Regions from separate parts of the Homo sapiens genome. Here region 2 is linked to region 1. Evidence: chromatin contacts called from ENCODE Hi-C or POLR2A ChIA-PET data. All regions are on one chromosome and are shown on one strand. The core of a region is the stretch at or near the end of the contact, and the rest is flanking DNA. Distances in the headings are between cores, read along the strand shown. Region 1 overlaps LOC101927421 (a long non-coding RNA gene). Region 2 overlaps LOC124901056 (a long non-coding RNA gene).

What was found. A loop is a pair of places that touch in the nucleus more often than their neighbours do. ChIA-PET counts read pairs that join two places held with the same protein, here RNA polymerase II (POLR2A).
Region 2: a loop to region 1 is called in a map of endothelial cell of umbilical vein, with 1.9 times the contacts of the local background. The contact joins two enhancer-like sites. A Hi-C loop is called at or near these places in 1 of 168 maps with a recorded cell type or tissue (endothelial cell of umbilical vein). POLR2A ChIA-PET finds 5 or more read pairs at or near these places in 1 of 52 experiments (Panc1).

Annotation. Positions count from the first base shown.
Region 1 is chr5:125,276,338-125,279,130 of GRCh38, reverse strand. All of the region lies in intron 4 of LOC101927421 (a long non-coding RNA gene), which reads right to left. Among named protein-coding and RNA genes, the nearest start is that of LINC02240, 220 kb to the left of the region's middle. Within about 2 kb of position 1,435, at least 2 of the 41 ENCODE cell types and tissues checked have a DNase peak (open chromatin) inside an H3K27ac peak, as active enhancers do; they include endothelial cell of umbilical vein, where a contact is called at or near this core.
Region 2 is chr5:125,658,459-125,661,158 of GRCh38, reverse strand. The region is part of intron 6 of LOC124901056 (a long non-coding RNA gene); the gene reads left to right. Among named protein-coding and RNA genes, the nearest start is that of LINC02240, 170 kb to the right of the region's middle. Within about 2 kb of position 1,323, at least 2 of the 41 ENCODE cell types and tissues checked have a DNase peak (open chromatin) inside an H3K27ac peak, as active enhancers do; they include endothelial cell of umbilical vein, where a contact is called at or near this core.

The sequences.
Region 1 (2,793 bases), core at 186-2,685:
CAGAGTTCTAAGCCTGCTCCCTTTTTATGTCCAATTGGATAATTCCAAAAGGTATTATTATTTGCCACACTTGCTCTATTTACCACTTTTTCCTCACCAAACACACATAATCAGCAGCTGATAGTGGAAGAGATGGGGGAAGGACACAAAGGGGAGTACAATGGAGAGATGACTGAGCATGAAGTCAGCAGTCTAAAGCCCACCCACAGCTCCAACCGTCTCCCAGTCTCTGATCTTGAAAATAGCATTGAACCCCTCTGCACTTCAGTCCGCTCAGCTTTTCATTGGGACAGAACAATATCTTTACTTCTTGACAACATAATGAAGAGTAACAAATGAGAAATAAGGAAGTAATATAGAAAGTGTACAGCATTCTACAGATATAAGATATTACTATCTATATATAGGGTACATATAACAGCCCCGTCTGTGCAGAAATAATGCACACATCCATCTATATGCCAAGGGAATGAAGGGAGCATGTGCTGTTTCCCAAACTGATAAACCCCATGTCTGTTCAGTACATAGGTTCTGTACATTTCCTTTATAGTTCTTCATACCTGTAATAGTTAATGTTCACTTTCTCTGTTAGGTCTGAGATTGTATTATTCACTACCATATTCCCTGCACCTAGTAAACTGCCTGGGAATATGCTAGAGGGGAGGAACCGACATAGTTCTCAGTAAATCTAGTCTGACTAAAGAATGAAGGTTTTAAACCTGAATTATATGGGTTTAAACGGGTCAGCATTTTACTAGCTCTGGAGACATAATATTTTAATTGTACACAAAGCAATATTTGATTGAAGAGATTAATTTCCAGTGGCTTTTCTTACATGGTAGTTTTGGCCAGCTTTGATCCTTTTTGAACATGCATAGGAGTACTCTCAGCCACATTCCATTTCTTCAATGCACAGTTGTTAGATATCTACAATATAGGTTTATGGCATTTAACTATGTTCTGTGCAGAGAAACAAGAAGTATTTAATTGAAGCCTCCTATCCGTATAAAGTTATCTGGCCATTCAAATTAACGAGTGTTCAAGAGTGCAATGAGGAGTTCAGGCCAAAACAGTACAGTAGTTTAAAGGAAGGAAAGACATGGGCTAGTTGGGGAATGATTTCATGGTGCATTAAAATAATAGCCAATGTTTATTGACTTCTTGCCAAGTGCCAGGCATTGGCCTAACTCTTTTATACATATTAACTCATTTAATGCTCACAACAACACTTGACTTAGGTACCATTATATTCTCATTTTAAATTCAAGGAAATCATGGCTGACTGTGGCTTAGTAACTTGCAAATTTCCATAGCAATAGAGCTAAATCTGAACCTACGCAGTCTCACTCCAGCACCTACACTCTAAATCACTATAATATGCCTCCTCCAATAAACCTTCAGGGCTGAGTCAGATGTGATTAGTCAGAGAAAAACAAATAAGAATGGGGGAAGAGTGAGTAAGAGCAAAGGCATGGAGGTAGGATAAGAATAGCCCAGTCAGAATGTAGGTGTATTAGGCCATTCTTGCACTGCTATAAAGAAATACCAAAGACTGGGTAATTTATAAAGAAAGGAGGTCTAATTGGCTCTTGGTTCTGCAGTTTGTATAGGAAGCATGGTGCTGGCATCTGCTCAGCTGCTGGGGAGGCCTCAGGAAACTACAATAAGGGTAGAAGATGAAGGGGAAACAGGCACATCACATGGCTAGCACAGGAGCAACGGGGTCGGAGCTATACACGTTTCAACAACCAGATCTCATGAGCACTCACTCACTATTGGGATGACAGTACCAAGAGGATGGCGCTAAACCATTCATGAGAAATCTGCCCCCGTGATCCAACCACCTCCCACCAGACCCCCTCTCCAACATTGGGGATTACAATGGAACATGAGATTTGGGTGTGGATACACACCTAATCCATATCAGTAGGATTACAGCTGAGCAATAGCAGAAGTCTGATCTGGAAAGTTCAGATGAACTGATGCTATGAAGCCTTGAAAGATAAACTGAATAACTAGTAGAGACTGATTAATGAGAGTTCAGCCAAGTTTAAATATGTTAATACAGTGATGTGCAGAGGTATGCAATAGAATCTGTGCCTTCTGGCCTTTGAGGCAACTTTACTTTTCCAGAAAGAAGAGCATGCCCATCTCTGAACATTCTGCTTTGGCTGCCTCACAGCCATCCCTTGCCCTCTTCCTAACAGCCCTGATTTCCATGTGGGCATCCATCAGGCTCCATAGCTGGAGAGGGTGAATGAGGCTAAGCCAATCAGAGACTCTGGGCTCTCTGACAAAAGAGATAGTCAAATCTGCATTACCTTCAGACTTTTCCTTGAGGTGTTTAGACAAACAATGGGGTTGAGAGTAAGAATATAAGGCCAGAGGAGCTAGGCCAGGAATAAACCCGACTCACAGGGTAGAGCACAACAATGAGAAATGGAGCTCAGACTCTCATGATATCATTGATCTATGAATCCCACATGCCTGAAGCCCACCCAACTTCTGAACTTTTCAGAAAAGTGAACCACTATATTCTCTTTGTTATTTAAGCAGGTTTGAGTAGGTTATCTATTACTACAATAAAATAGTAAGTAATACACTGCTTCATGATAAGGATTTCACCTTGATTTTAGGACAACTAGAAGCTCTCTCTGAGCTGGGTGACACAGCTCATAATATTGTCTCCTTCTTTTCATGACCTGCTCTTCAGGACATCACCTGGACAAATCCCAGTGATTTTTTACAGTTCAGCCCTGAAGCCTCAAATCCCAAGTCAGTATCATCTTTCGC
Region 2 (2,700 bases), core at 74-2,573, 380 kb before region 1:
CTGTAGACCAGTCTCTTCTGCTCATAGTCATCATGGTCACCACAAAATAGTGCCCTCAATCCTTGGTCTTCAGGATTTTACCTCAGCTTTATACATTTAATTATCTCAGTATTTCAGGGAGAGGAATTTCATTGACCCAACTTAGGCTGGGTGTCTACTTGATGCTATGGTGGCCAAGATGGTAGGAGAATCATTGGTACAGGTATAGACACCCAACCACATGAACAAGGAAAGGAGAGCACATAGACCTGTTCTTTGAACAGCATGTATCATAGTCAAGCATTTAGAGCACCAGGCACTAGGGGCAGAGTAAACAAGGAGAAAAGAAAGAAACAAGAGCCCAGGTAAGTTTTCTATGGGGTTCTGACTTTAAACTGACACCACTAGGCCCACTATGGTCTTAGGACTGTTAAAGCTCCTTTGGTATGACTAAGTCCATGATAGCATCATCTCCTGTTTTCTGATTGCTCTTGAGTCCCATGAGGGGATCTTGTTCATGTTAAGAAGACAGATCCTGTGGATATCCCAAGTAAAAACAACTCTCATTTTGGAAGTAATTCCCTGCTCCTGAAAGGTTCTCCCAGAGCCAGCTTCACTCTAAAGTCTGGTATCCGCAAGACCAGGAAATCACCAGTTGCAATTTTAGCATATTAAAGTCAATGGTAAATTTACTTGACTAGGGCTTTCAGCCTCCAGCCTCCTAAAGTGAGCATGAAGGCACAAACCTGAAATATTTAAGGAATGTTGGTACAATATTTCCTCTGACTGCACATAGACTTTCCTCAGGAAATGATTATGTCCATCCTTCTTTCCCCATTGAACCAGGAAGCATATCTATTATAAATATATTTTCTTTTTGTTACATTTGATGAATTCCTCATACTTTCAAAACCTTCTGTTTTAATTATGAAAATAAAGTTCTGTAAGTCACAAGACCTACTGGGTCCAGGAAATAATTCTGCCTTAAGGCAGACTATACGCAATTGGGGATTATACTTCAAGCAGGGTTCTGGATCCTAAACGTAAATTCTATTTTTAAAAGTATGAAATTTTCACTTAAAAGTTGTTAAATCTCAGTAAATGGGCTTATACTGATGTCCTGCTGCTCCTGAGGAAAACACAATGTGTGCTTAAAATTACTGCCTCTTTGTGATCTCTCTTTTCAGTTGCTTGTTCTCTAACAAAGTCCTACAAAGAGGTGACGGTGACTATCTGTGCTTTGCAATTCAAGCTGTTTTTTGAATAGACAGAATTTCCCTAGAACTGCCCCCCTCTTTCTTCATGACTTCTTGACCCGGCATTCATTAAAGCTGAGGTCCTGGCTCAAGTCAAGGGAAGATTTTAGTTATTATCCTTGGCAAAGGAACTCTCCACTGTGGCTTTGGTTTGAACTTCAGCTCTTTAGAGTACAGGGGTCACATGTGAATTTGTTATGCTCTCTGGCAAATGTTTCAGAATAAATGAATCTGATGAAATTCTCATGAAGTATTTGTTTTTTAGTGTTTCTCTAATATACAATAAATTGTAATTTATGAGGCATAATTGAAGAAAATTCTGGAGGAAGTTGTGTATAAGATTAGGGGGATTATTAAATCAACTTTATTGTGTTTTCAAAAGTTAAAAATGGTTTACAGCTATAATAAATTGCTTGAGAGTGCTATCAACCCATAAATTTTAATAATTTTATAAACATTCTGCAGTTAAGTTGGGCTCATGGCCAAATCCCAGGGCTGGTTTTGTGTCATGTAGTGTGTGTTTCAGTTTACCTGACTGATAAAGGAATGAGCTGTTCCTCATGCATGACATGCAGTGATTGGTCATTAATTTTAATGAACTAAAACTAAGAACTCAAATTTGAAGTCAGAGGTGCATTCGGCATCTCTGCCCCTCCCCAGTCTGTTGCCTAGTCATTGCTACTATATAGTATCTTCAAAGATAGAGGCTAATTTCATTTCCTTTAGCCTTTTCACCTTGAAAACCAGTTATAGAAATAATCACTTACTCATCTCCTATTGGGGAGCTGTTAACAGGATTGTTAAAATTTTTTTTAAGTAATAAGCTTAAAATACTCATAACAATTTGCATATAGAGAGTTCCCAATATACATTGGCTAAGATAGATTTATATCAATTTCATCAAGCAAATAAAGTGTGATATTTTTGGTATTTCTTCTCTTGTGAAAGTTGGTCAAATTTTACACAACTTGCTGAGATGTGCCTGTCTATGTAGAGGCTGGGTTTGTTTTAAATGTGTGCCTTAATGAAATGTGCTAATTAAGTGAGGATTACATTATTCACGTGTTCATCTAGACATTCCTGCCTAGATTTAGACCAAATTGATTATTGTATATTTAATAGAATACTATTTTGCTCTTTTTTTCTTTTATTCTACTCAAATTAAGCATATATAAAAACTGAGGTTATTAATTTGACTTGGTGTTCAATTATTCATTGTCGGCTTTTTATGATCATAAAAATAGTCACTGGATACTCAAGGATACTTAAGATTTAAACTATTGACTTTAGGCTACACATTCTGTTCTTTTAAAAAACACTTTTAGGACTATGATAAAAAAAAGTGGTGATTTTTTAATGATACAAGAGTCTTTTCCATTGAGTGTTTAATTTTCACTTTCTCATCTTACTGATGTGACTAAAAAAAAGTTAAAGTTGATGATTTTTGCCACCAAAAGAATGTCAC